Regions from separate parts of the Homo sapiens genome. Here region 1 is linked to region 2. Evidence: read pairs that join two places in POLR2A ChIA-PET (ENCODE). Cell type or tissue: GM12878. All regions are shown on one strand. Each heading gives the region's core, and the rest is flanking DNA. Links, peaks and the distances in the headings are about the cores only. Region 1 overlaps LCMT1 (leucine carboxyl methyltransferase 1). Region 2 has its middle 15 kb from the start of ARHGAP17.

Region 1 (4,000 bases), core at 1-4,000, 100 kb before region 2:
CTCATTACAAAAACACAACAGGTCAGCCGAGCATAGTGGCTCATACCCATAATCTCAGCACTTTGGGAGGCTAAGGCAGGTGGACCACTTGAGGCCAGGAGTTCAAGACCAGCCTGGCCAACACAGTAAAATGCTAGCTCTACTAAAAATACAAAAATTAGCTGTGCATGGTGGTGAACGCCTGTAATCCCAACTACTGGGGAGGCTGAGACAGGAGAATTGCTTCAACCCGGGAGGTGGAGGTTGCTGTGAGCCAAGATCACACCATGGCATTCCAGCCTGGGTGAGAGAGTGAGTAAGACTCTGTCTCAAAAATAACAATGACGGAAAAACAAAGATACAACAGATCTACAGAAAAGGGAAGGTCACCCTCCTGAAAAACCACAGAGGCTGTGTGCAGGGGAAAGAGGAAGAAATCCGGAGTTTAATGGGCAGATAACAATGCTTGATCCCTGCCCCAGAGCCTCTGGCTGCAGGATCCTGGAAGACAATCTTGCAGTCTCATTTCCCTCATCTGTGTAAAACACCCTTACAGAGTTCTCGTGTTAATTCATGAGGTCATATATGTAAAAACACTTCATGATGTTAGTGATTATATCTTGAGAAGAGAATGCAGAGGCAAAGAAATACCCACACTCTGTTGAAGTCACTGATTTCTCACTTCAATAAGAGAAGGGTTGAGAGCTCTGATGACCAAAGACCTTCATATCAGGTGAACTGATTAGGGGACAAAACAGATAAGTGGGTCTTGGTCAACATCCGCAAAAAATCTGGAGAAATGCACGTTCCCATTACTGTCACATGACGGACCTGACAGAAGAACCAAGCAAAATCTGTACAAACCTACAAAAAAAAAATGCAATTAGTGAGGACTTTTTTTTTTTTTTTTTTTAAGAGACGAAGTCTCACTCGTCGCCCAGGCTGGAGTGCGGTGGCATGATCTCGACTCACTGCAACCACAATCTCCTGGGTTCAAGCAATTCTCCTGCCTCAGCCTCCCATGTAGCTAGGATTACGGGTGCCCACCACCACACCCAGCTAATTTCTGTTTTTAACAGAGACAGGGTTTCACCATGTTGGCCAGGCTGGTCTCTAACTCCTGACCTCAAGTGATCTGCCCACCTCAGCCTCCCAAAGTGCTGGGATTACAAGTGTGAGCCACCATGCCCGGCCAATTAGTGAGGACTTTGTAGGGAAACGGTTTGGCTATTAAAATCTAAGCCCAGGAGGCCAGGCACGGTGGCTCACGCCTGTAATCCCAGCACTTTGGGAGGCCGAGGTAGGCAGATCACAAGGTCAGAAGATTGTGAGCAGCCTGGCCAACACGGTGAAACCCCGTCTCTACTAAAAATACAAAAATTAGCCAGACATGGTGGTGTGCACCTGTAGTCCAAGCTATTCAGGAGGCTAAGGCAGGAGAATCGCTTGAACCCGGGAGGTGGAGGCTGCAGTGAGCCAAGATTGTGGCATTGTACTCCAGCCTGGGCAACAGAGGAGCAAGACTGTCTCAAAAAAAAAAAAAAAAAAAAAAAAAAAAAACCTAAGCCCAGGAGCCAAAGACCACACTCCAGTTTTCTTTCCCTCTGAGAATGTAATTAGACCTGCATTCATACTCTAACAGAGCAGTTAAGAGACCAAATCAGAAAAAGATTACAAAATGGCTTTGCAACATATTATCATCACCCAGCCATATGAATCTCCAAATTTTACCCAAGAAGCCATTATCCTGACAAAATCTTAGTTACTGTCAAAATTACAAATATAGGCTGGGCGCAGTGGCTAATGCCTATAATCCCAGCACTTTGAGAGGCTGAGGCAGGAGGATCGCTTGAGGCCAGGAGTTCAGGACCAGCCTGGGCAACATAGTGAGACCGCTGTCTCTACACAAAAACTTAAAAAATTAGCCAGATGTGGTGGCGCATGCCTGTGGTCCCAGCTACTTGGGAGACTGATGTGGGAGAATTGCTTAAGCCCAGCAGTTCGAGGCTGTAATGAGCCATGATTGTGCCATTGCGTTCCAGCCTGGGTGACAGGGCAAGACTCTGGCTCAAAAAAAAAAAAAAAAAGTTACAAATGCATGCATGAGCTCTCCATTCCAGCAATTCTACTGGTAGAATTTCTCCTCCTGACATATTTCTACTCATACTGAGGGAAATATAAGGATTTTTATTATAGCTCCATTTGTAACAACAATTAGAGACAACCTAAAATATCTGTCACCAGGGCCCTGGTGAGATAAAACAGGACTGAGAGTCGTAGGGGCATCTAGGCAGATGGGACAGGGGTGGGAGACAGGCTTTCGCTGCATAACTTTTAATATATGTTTACATTTCGAATTAGGTGAAAATCTAACGAAAAAAATCTAAACACTTGGGGAGGGAGGAGGGGAATTTGAACATACCTTTAATCTCCAGAAGGTGGTATCCATGCCTGCCCCAAGGTTGACAATTTGACAATGACATTCTGTCTTCCGTAGAAATGCCTTTATAAGCTGACTGACACCATGGACTCGAGCAAAATATCCTAGGGGGGAGGGGAGGCACAGAAACAAGCTATCACCCAGTGATGACAGAAATTATCCCTGTGAAGCCCACCCCAGGAGAAGAGCAAAACAGAGAGCATGCGCCCTTCTGCAGTGTCAGAGGTTAATCTGCAGACTCTATGGGAGAAACAGCAACTTTCAAATTTTTTTTTTTTGGTTAAAGGCATCTGAACCAAGGTAAGTATAATCTATTTCATGAAGCAATTAACTACCTTTGAAAAAATGAGCTATAGTTTTATGTATGAAAAATAAGTGTTTTACATTGAAACGTCTAAAGTCCATCTTGGAAATGTGCCTTTCATGGCTATAATGAAAGCCACTCTGGACTCGGGTAAACCTGAAAATTGTGAGATCATATGAAAAATAATAGTATGGGTCAGGAAACTGAGCAGATGAATGTTAACACAAAGGAAGCTATATTTGTTATCCTGTTCCCTTCACCTCCACCCTGAATGGGTTAGTCTCTATGTAAAATGGGGGTCGCAGAGAAGACCAGCAAATTGCTGCCTAATAAAATGGCTTGCTACTAAAAACACAAAAATTAGCCAGGCATGGTGGTGCACAACTGTAATCCCAGCTTCTTGGGAGGATAGACCACAAGAATTGCTTGAACCCAGGAGGCAGAGGTTGCAGTGGCCCAAGATTGCGCCACTGTTAAGTTTTCGGGTGGAGGGTTGGGGAAAAGGAGATGGAAATAAAGAAGAAAAGATCACAAGGTCTGTCTGTGCTCTAAAACTATGCTGCTCAAAGTATGTGCATGGCTGTTAACAGTATGTGACTATTTTAAGAAAAAAATCTGATAGCATTTAGAAACTTTATTACAATTTGACAGAGAAATTTCAAGTCTGTTCAATCTACTAATAAATGATTTGGAATTGTACATTGTATGTCATTTTCATTTTATTTTTCTAGATCATTTCTATTGTATTTTACAGAGATATCATCCGCGATGGATTGGACACTGGGGGAAAAATGTCCTCACCATACACCATTTGGGAGGCACTCTCCAATCTGGCTGCATTCTAAAGGTTCAAATACAGGGTAGAAGAGAGGGGTGCCGCCAGGGCGTGGGGTGGGGGTCTTTGCCTGTGCAGCATTTGTTAGGAAATCTGCCTCAAAAGCAGGGGAGGGAATGCAAAATAAAATTGCATGTCCTTGTTTTCAGAAACCACCACTTTAAAATTTCTTGGCATTTCTTATAGAACCCACCTACAGGATCCAACTTGAGAGCCAAGATTCCCTGCACACACAAGAATTATAGTCATTTGGTCAATTTCTCAATCTGGCTGAGAATAAGGCAGGCTCCTGTCTCAAAGCCTTTGACTTCCTTGATGGAAATTATCTGCAGAGCCTAATAGTGTCATTAACACTAAAATAAGGCATCAAAAAGTAATTCTCCATCTCTTCCCTCTCAGGCTTTACACTGCTAAGCCAGAATGGAGCTGAATGACTACCTTT
Region 2 (9,064 bases), core at 1,590-5,589:
CAAAAATTAGCCAGGCGTGGTGGCAGGCGCCTGTAATCCCACCTACTCGGGAGGCTGAGGCAGAGGAATTGCTTGAACCCGGGAGGCAGAGGTTGCAATGAGCTGAGATTGCACGACTGCACACCAGCCTGGGTGGCAAAGCAAGACTGTGTCTCAAAAAAAAAAAAAAAAAAAAAGCTGTTATGAAATGCACCAAGATGGTGAACACCTGTGGTCTTTATTATCCTGGACTTGACCCAGAAGATTCTGATTCATCGGGCTACAATAGGCCCTGAACATCTGAATTTTTCTTAGGTCTCCCAGGCTATGCTGCTCAGGTTAGGAAGGGCTGCTTTATATTCTCTGCAGCTCCAAACCAAACCTTACCCTATTATGTTTAGATGTTTGTAGATCCAGAGGGCATCAGAAACTGATACAGAGAAAACCTGAAATTATCAAAACTATCCAACAGAAAGTCAATGAAAGGCATGCTCTATTTCTCTGTACCTTTCTTTCTGTTTGAACTATTTTATAACTTACTATTGTTATGTAAGCAAGTTTGCAAAAAATATTACCAACAAATATGCTAACCCTAATGTGCTACTAAACAGAATTTTATTTCTGACAATTTTGATGTCACTTCAGATTATCTTAGCAAATAGCAGTTAATATGAGAAAAATTATTATCATTATTATTATTATATATATATTTTGGAGACAGGGTCTCACTCTATCCCCCCGGCTGGAGTGCAGTGGCACGATCTCGATTCACTGCAATCTCCGTCTCCAGGGCACAAGCGATTCTCAAGTCTCAGCCTCCCAAATAGCTGGGATCACAGGCGAGCACCACCATGCATGGCTAATTTTTGTATTTTTAGTACAGACAGCATTTTACCATGTTGGCTAGGCTGGTCTCAAACTCCTGGCTTCAAGTAATCCACCTGTCTCGGCCTCCCAAAGTGCTGGGATTACAGGTATGTGCCACTGCACGTGGCCAGGAAAAAAATTATTTCTAATTAATCAGTGGTACAGGCCAGATGCGGTAGCTCATGCCTGTAGTCCCAGCACTTTGGGAGGCTGACACAGGAGGATAGCTTGGGCCCAGGAGTTTGAGACCAACCTGGGCAACAAAGTGAGGCTCCGTCTCAACAAAAAAATTGAAAAATTAGCCAGGCGTGGTGGCATGAGCCAGTAGTCCCAGCTACTTGGAGGGCTAACGCTGAAGGATCACTTGAGTCCAGGAGGTTGAGGCTGCAGTGAGTCATGATCACGCTACTGCATTCCAGCCTGGCTAAAAGAGCTAAACCCTGTCTCAAAAAATAAATTAATTAATTGATAAAAAATAAACAGTGCTATAGTGTGGCCAAATAACAAATGAAAGCTAGAGATGAGATAAAGCTGATCGTAATCCATTTAAGGTCACAAATTTCACCAGGGACTGCCTTTAATGCTTATGTATTTATCTATTTAATCAACCACTGCCAACAACTACATGCCAAATACTGCTGTAGTGCTATACTAACATTAAATATCATTTAATCTTCACAACCACTTATGAAGTACGTAGTATCATCATCCTCATTTTACAGATCAGAAAACTGAGGCACAGAATGGTTTAGTAACTTCCCCTATTTTTTTTTTTTTTTTTTTTTTTTTTGTGACGGAGTCTCTCTCTGTCTTCCAGGCTGGAGTGCAGTGGCGCGATCTCGGCTCACTGCAAGCTCCGCCTCCCGGGTTCAAGCCATTTTCCTACCTCAGCCTCCCGAGTAGCTGGGACTACAGGCGCCCGCCACCACGCCCGGCTAAATTTTTTTTTTTTTTTTGTATTTTTAGTAGAGACAGGGTTTCACCGTGTTAGCCAGAATGGTCTCGATCTCCTGACCTCGTGATCCGCCCGCCTCGGCCTCCCAAAGTGCTGCGATTACAGGCGTGAGCCACCATGCCCGGCCTGTAACTTCCCCTATTTTACACAGCCAGTGAGTGGCACTAAGTTTGACAGAGTTTGGTTCCAGAATCCATGCTCTGAATGACAACACTTAGTCTCCAGGAACCTACAGAAAGTGCAAGGCTTAATTCAAAACTTTGGTTTTCCCCACTCTATAATCCCTACGTGGCAAGCCTACGTCTCTCGCCTAGAAGGCATTCTTTGAGATCCTCTAACAGTTCGTACTCCTCTCTTGTGTTGTCTGAACACTCTCCCACATTACTATTATTATTATTGTTGTTGTTGTTGTTGTTTTGACACAGAGTTTTGCTCTTGTTGCTCAGGCTGGAGTGCAATGGCGCGGTCTTGGCTCACCGCAACCTCCGCCTCCCGGGTTCAAGCGATTCTCCTGCCTCAGCCTTCTGAGTAGCTGAGATTACAGGCGCCCACAACTATGCTCGGCTGATTTTTGTATTTTTATTAGAGACGAGGTTTCACCATGTTGACCAGGCTGGTCCCAAACTCCTGACCTCAGGTGATCGGCCCACCTCGGCCTTCTAAAGTGCCGGGACTACAGGCATGAGCCACCGCGCCCGGCCTACACCCCTGTTTTTTAAGCCTTTTGCTCTCAGCTTAAATATCACTAAATTACAAACTCTAATGACACCGCGGTATTTCTCAGTGCACAACACCAAATTTTAATTATGTATCTCATGGATAATTATTTCCTGTCAGTCTTTCCCAACTAAACCGTGAGTTCCAGTATGTCTGGCAGCACGTCTGTCTTGTTCTTGGTGTATTCCCATTACTGAATCCCCACCAACCAGCCCAAATAAGGCCCTGGCACAAAGTAAGCTCTCCATTTTTGTAGAATGAATGAGTGAATAAATGGAGGACACTCAAGCCTCATGTTTTCTCTTTCTGACACATACCTGTGCTCCCTACGACCCCACCCTCACCATCACACCCTTAATAGTGGAGACTTAGTGTGGTACTGGCTTTTCAAACAGGTATTATGTGGCCCTAGACAGGTCATTTCCTTCACTGAAAGTCATCGCCTGAGTTTCAGGTGCACAACGGGGATCATACCTAAAAGAGAGAGAACCTCCACCTCTCATCCTCATAATCTACGGAGACAGTAGTTAGGTGCATCATGTTTGTCTTTCTAGCAGCGTTTAGCTCCGAGAACGCCAAGACCCCGTCCGCCTGGTTCAGGGGCCTGCTCCCATCCACAGTACCCAGGCTTGCTCCAAGCCTGGCTCACAGCAGGAGCTCAGAAACGATTCGTTAAATAAATGAAGCCCTGTTCTGTGCATTTCACAGGTGGGAAGCGAGGGTCGTGCGAGGCGGGGGCAGCAACCTGCCAGCCTCCGAGCGTATTCTTCAGATGCAGGCCCGCCTCCCACCTCAGCCCGCGTCCCAGATGCCAGCCCCGAATCCCGCGCCCGACAGGCGCTTCTTGCACAAGGAAGCATCTTCGCAGGTGCAGCCCACGCCCTCGTCGCCCGCGTCGCAATTCCAGGTGGAAAAGCAGGAGGTGAAGGAAGACTCCCTCTGTCTAGTGGCCATGGGCGTGGAGGTTCCGGGGAGCTGTGTCCGCCAGACATGGAAGTGGGGTCGACGGGCGGTAGGGGACGGCGCTAGTCACAGGCAGAAAGCAGGAGAGGAAAGTAGGGCTCCACCTGGCTCAGCTGGCGCGGCTCAGTGACACCCCGGAGGCCGGCTGCCCCAGCAGCCTCTCCGCCTATTGGCTCCTCTGCCTAGTCGCTCATTGGGCAATTATCCCTTCCTCTCAGCCTACAAAGGTACTCATTGGATAAGTTTTTTGGCCCCGCCCACCCAACCCGGAAGTTTGCCGACGGAGAAAGGAAACTAAAAGTCAGTGGCGGAGTACCGCGATGCTTTCTGGGAAGTGTAGTCTTAGGTGCCTGGAGAGGCCACCAGGTTTCTTCTGACTCGTCACGGAATTTTAAGGGCAGAGAATCCAGCCAGAAGCAAATGTCAGCTGTTACGTTCAGTCTGGGCTCGTTGTCACTCAACAGTTTAACAAAATTTTGTTAAGTGCTGTCCATGCCAGGGACTGTGCTAAGAGCTTTAGAGACATAATCGCCTTTGAAATGTAGTAAAGGAAGTAGCGTGTGGAAAAGTAATAGAATGGGAAACCACGTGGCAGTAAAAATCAATGAACTCGAACTCTCAGGTAGCATCAAGGGCTGAATTTCAGAAACGTGATGTTCAGTGAAAGAAGGAAGTCTAACGACACTTTTGTAAAGTTCAAACCAAGTAAAACTAATGTTGTTTAGAGAAACATACATATACGGTAAAATACTGTACAGAAAAGCCAAGACATGAGAAAAAAAAAAAAGTCAGGACATTGATGACCTCTAGGGAGTGGGACGGTAGCATACGAGAGGGTAGGGAGAGGCAGGGAAGGAGCACATAGACACATTCTCAGTTTCTCAGGTGGGAGTGAGTTCACGTGTGTCTGTTTCATTATGATGCATATTCAAGATGCATCTATTTTTACTAGTTTTGTTATAAAATATTTTATAAATAAAAGAAGAACTATGCTACTGTATTCCACTTGATTATCTGTCAGGTGTTGGACACAGGCAATGGGTATACTTTAAGAACTTTGAATCACACCTATTTAAAAAAGCAAAATAGCTCTCTCTCTTCTGCCGCCACGTAAGATGTACCTGCTTCCCCTTCCACCATAACTGTTAAGTTTCCTGAGGCCTCCCCAGCCATGCAGAACTCAACATCCTTGCGACTGGGGGCCATTATCTTAAGTGAAACAACTCAGACACAGAAAGTAAAATATGCATGTTCTCGCTTCCCTGCCTACAAGCTGAGCAGACGCCAGCACCATGCTTCCTGTAAAGCCTGCAGAACCACGAGCCAATGAAACTGCCTTTCTATATAAGTTTTTTTTTTTTAAAGCAAAATAACAGAAACCCAGAATATACACCTTGGGGTGAGATCAGATAGCAAATGCTTGCTTAGTATTCAGTGGAGACACAAGATCTCATTGACAGTCAAGGCAGAAATGACAGTGGGGAATGGCTGAGGTTAGGAAGTTTTGCCAGGGATAGCAGCAATGGGCTGAAATACACCATTTTGTTGGAGCATTCCTCTACCAAAAAGGTAATACAAACCACTGCGCAAGCATTGTCTCCCAGCTTGGCAGTGTCTAAATTCCATGGGTGTTAGTGGATAATGTCAAACAGTAAGTAGCACAAGATGTTAATCCCACAGGTCTGGACGGTGAGACTGAAGGTGACTAGAAGAAGGTGGAGGCAGATGTATTGGCACACCTTTGTTATTGGGTGAGCCTTGATTCAAAACAGCTGGTAATTCAGGGAAATTTGGTTAGTTGGACTCTAGACAAAGTGAACTTACTGGGTGTGGACCACGACACTAGTAGATTGACTGGCATTCTCTGGAGGAGGAGGATGGCTACCCATAGAGCAGGCTGCTGGCCTCCCTTTCCTCATAACCTCTGAGAAGAGTCACATGTGATCTGATGACAAAAAAACCCTGTAACTTGAGGGAATTTGGACAGGGGTGGGGATACCCTTAAAACACCTGGAATCCAGCCAGGCACGGTGGCTTATGCCTGTAATCCCAGCACTTTGGGAGGCCAAGGTGCACGGCTCACCTGAGGTCAAGAGTTCGAGACCAGCCTGGTCAACATGCTGAAACCCCATCTCTACTAAAAATACAAAAATCAGCTAGGTGTGGTGGCGGGTGCCTGTAATCCCAGGTACTCAGGAGACTGAGGCAGGAGAATCACTTGAACCTAGTAGGTGGAGGTTGCAGTGAGCCGAGACCGTGCCATTGGACTCCAGCCTGGGTGACAAGAGCAAAACTCCATCTCAAAAAAGAAGAAGAAGAAGAAGAAGAGGAAGAGGAAGAAGAAAAAGAAGAAGAAGAACCACCTGGAATCCCACTAAATTGAAACATGGTACACTGTCAGCCCAAGTGGCTACACTTCAGGCAGTAAGCACTGAATGGCTATCTTAGTCCATTTTGGCTGCTATAACAAAATATCATAAACTAAGTGACTTATAAACAAAAGAATGGCTGGGCACAGTGGCTAATACCTATAATCCCAGCACTTTGGGAGACTAAGGTGGGAAGATCACTTTAGCTCAGGAATTCAAGACCAGTCTGGGCAATGTGGCGAAACCCCATCTCTACAAAAAAATTTAAAAACTAGCTGGGTATGGTGGAGTGTACCTGTAGTCCCAGCCTTGGGACTGGGCTGAGATGGGGAGGATCACTTGAGTCTAGGAGTTCAAGACTACAGTGAACTATGATTGCACCACTGCACTCTAGCCTGGGTGACAGAGAGAGACCCTGTCTCAAAAAATAAATACATATATACATACATAAAAATAAACCACGGAAATTTATTTATCATGGTTCTGGAGGCTGGCAAGTCCAAGGTCAAGGCAGATTCTGTGTCTGGTGAGGGCCTGCTTTCTGACTCATAGATGATGCTGTCTTGCTGTATCCTCACTTGGTCAAAGGAGCGAGGTGTCTCTCTCAGGTCTCTCTTATAAGGACACTAATCACATTCATGATAACTCTGCCCTCGTGGCCTGATCGCTTCACAAGAGCCCCACATCCTAATACACTGGGAGTTAAAATTTCAGCATTTGAGTTTCAGGGAGACAGAAACATTCAGACCACAGCAATGCCCTAGCCAACAAATGACTCCATCTCCATATTTATAGCAAACTCTTGGGCCATTGTCTAAGAATTGTTCCCTTTGTGCTCATAAAGAACTCTGGGAATCTCTTGCCTCATAAATACTGAAAATATAAACCGAGGTAATAGATAACTCATGTTTTTAAAATGGTCGGGTGTGGTGGCTTATGCCTATAATCTCAGCACTTCGTGAGGCCAAGGCAGGAGGATCACTTGAAGTCAGGAGTTCGAGACTAGCCTGGCCAACATGGCAGTCTCTACTAAGAATACAAAAATTAGCTGGCTACCTGGGAGGCTGAGGCATGAGAATCACTTGAACCCAGGAGGTGGAGGTTGCAGTGAGCTGAGATTGTATCACTGCACTCCAGCCTGGGCGACAGAGTGAGACTCTCTCTCAATTAAAAAAAAAAAAAAAGATATCTCTACATCTACGTATACAAAGGCCACAATATAAGGTCTCACTGTGGCACTCCATATACTCTTGGAAGTCCTACACATTACTGGTAGTGATCAGGGTACTTATTTCACATCTCAGAATCCACAGTGCCTCATGGGCTCTTGGAGAAGGCATTAATAGAACCTTCCACTTCTCTGATATCCCCAAGCAGCAGGCTCGAGAGGCATACGTGCTCCTGGAAGAACTCTTATTTAAGTTACAAAGTGGAAAATGCACATCATCCCTTCACACCTCCACTCCTGTTTCCCTGTCACCACAGTCATCGATTAGTCACACCTCAGCGGGGACCCACAATTCCTATGCCAGTGCCACACAGGTCCCTCAATTGCCTGTATTGGCCAGCCTGGGGGACATCTGTAAAGCTCATGTTTTTGAAGACTACCTCGCCCTGTGGTCCTCTTTCTCGTGGTTAGGTGCTAAACCCAGGAGGTGGAGGCTGCAGTGAGCTGAGATCGTGCCCCACTCCACTCCAGCCTGGGTGACAGAGGGAGCCTCTGTCTCAAAATAAATAAATAAATAAAATAAAAGTAAAATGTTTCTAGTGCAAACTTTGTTGAAGGCATCACCCTGCTATGATTAGGCTTATGGGTTTAAAGTTATTTGGGTAATAGTCTGTTTGGGGTTTGCAAGAAGTGACACGTGGCTGGAGGGTGGTCTATGAGTAGAAAGCAAGGCTCTAAAGGCAAGTCCTCAAATACCCTGTTAAAGTTTGGACTCCAGGCAGTGGAAACTCCTGAAATAATTTAAAGTAGGTAAGCAACGTTATCAGATTTTCATGCCAGAAAGTCCACCCTCATGGCGGTGTGGGGAATGGATTCAAGGGAGGCCAGGAGTGGAACCAGCAAGGTCAGTAAGGAGTCAATTGCCCCAGTCCATATAAGGACAGGAAGGAATGGACCACAGACATGGGGACAGGGAAAAGAGGAACAAAATGTGATATATTCATTGGTTCATTGGATATGAAGGGGGTGTGAAAGAGAGAGAGAGACACAGCACTTTGTTAGGCCGAGGAAGGCAGTTCACCTGAAGTCAGGAGTTCGAGACCAGCCTGGCTAACATGGTGAAACTCCGTCTCTACTAAAAATACAAAAAATTAGCCAGCTGTGGTGGTGCACACCTGTAATCCCAGCTACTCAGGAGGCTGAGGCATGAAAATTGCTTGAACCTGGGAGGTGGAGGTTGCAGTGAGCCCAAGTTGCGCCACTGCACTCCAGCCCAGGTGACAAAGTGAGACTCTGTCTCAAAAATACAGGGGAGAGAGAAAGAGAGAGATCAGTCATGGTTCTGAGGCCTCTTCCTTGGGTTATAAGAAGGCTATAATGGAAGATATTGAGTTTCTTTTACTTTTCTATTATTATTATTATTTGAACAGGGTCTCACTCTGCAGCCTCTACCTCCTGGGCTTAGGAAATCCTCCCACTTCAGCCTCTGGACACACCCACATGAGTGTGCCTAGCTGAGACTACATGCATGTGCCAACATGTCTAGCTGATTAAAAAAAATTTTTTTGTTTTTGAGTTAGAGTCTTGCTCTGTCGCCCAGGCTGGGTGGAGTGCAGTGGCATAATCTTGGCTCACTGCAACCTCCGCCTCCTGGACTCAAGCTATTCTCCTGCCTCAGCCTCCCAAGTATCTGAAATTATAGGTGTGCACCACTACGCCCGGCTAATTTTTTGTATTTTTAGTAGAGATGGGGTTTCACCACATTGGCCAGGCTTGTCTTGAACTCCTGAACTCAAGTGATCCACCCACCTTGGCTTCCCAAAGTACCGGGATTAAAGGCATGAGCCACCGTGCCTGGCTAATTTTTTTGTAGAGACAGGGTTTCCCTATGCTGCCCAGGCTGGTCTCCAACTCCTGGGCTCAAGCAATCCTCCTCCCCAAAATGCTGGGATTACAGGCATGATGCTTCTTTTTTCTTTTTTTTTGAGACAGAGTCTTGCTCTGTTGCCCAGGCTGGAGTGCAGTGGGGCTATCTCAGCTCACTGC

What was found. Peaks named below come from ENCODE experiments on the same cell type or tissue, not always from the same donor. Only the 100,000 strongest peaks of a DNase experiment are listed, where the experiment ranks them.
Region 1: POLR2A ChIA-PET joins it to region 2 with 9 read pairs; 7 of 35 experiments call an interaction of 5 or more read pairs at or near these places.

What each region holds. Positions count from the first base shown.
Region 1 is chr16:25,130,925-25,134,924 of GRCh38, reverse strand. It overlaps LCMT1 (leucine carboxyl methyltransferase 1), which reads right to left. Exons shown (of 11, transcript NM_016309.3): 3 at 2,402-2,523. Among named protein-coding and RNA genes, the nearest start is that of LCMT1-AS2, 16 kb to the left of the region's middle. In GM12878, for the core only: no CTCF peak of the experiment used is centred there; no DNase peak of the experiment used is centred there.
Region 2 is chr16:25,026,289-25,035,352 of GRCh38, reverse strand. It overlaps the pseudogene LCMT1P1. Among named protein-coding and RNA genes, the nearest start is that of ARHGAP17, 15 kb to the right of the region's middle. RefSeq lists an enhancer at 3,707-3,886. In GM12878, for the core only: no CTCF peak of the experiment used is centred there; a DNase peak (open chromatin) is centred at 3,742; H3K4me3 peaks cover 3,135 bases; H3K27ac peaks cover 2,918 bases.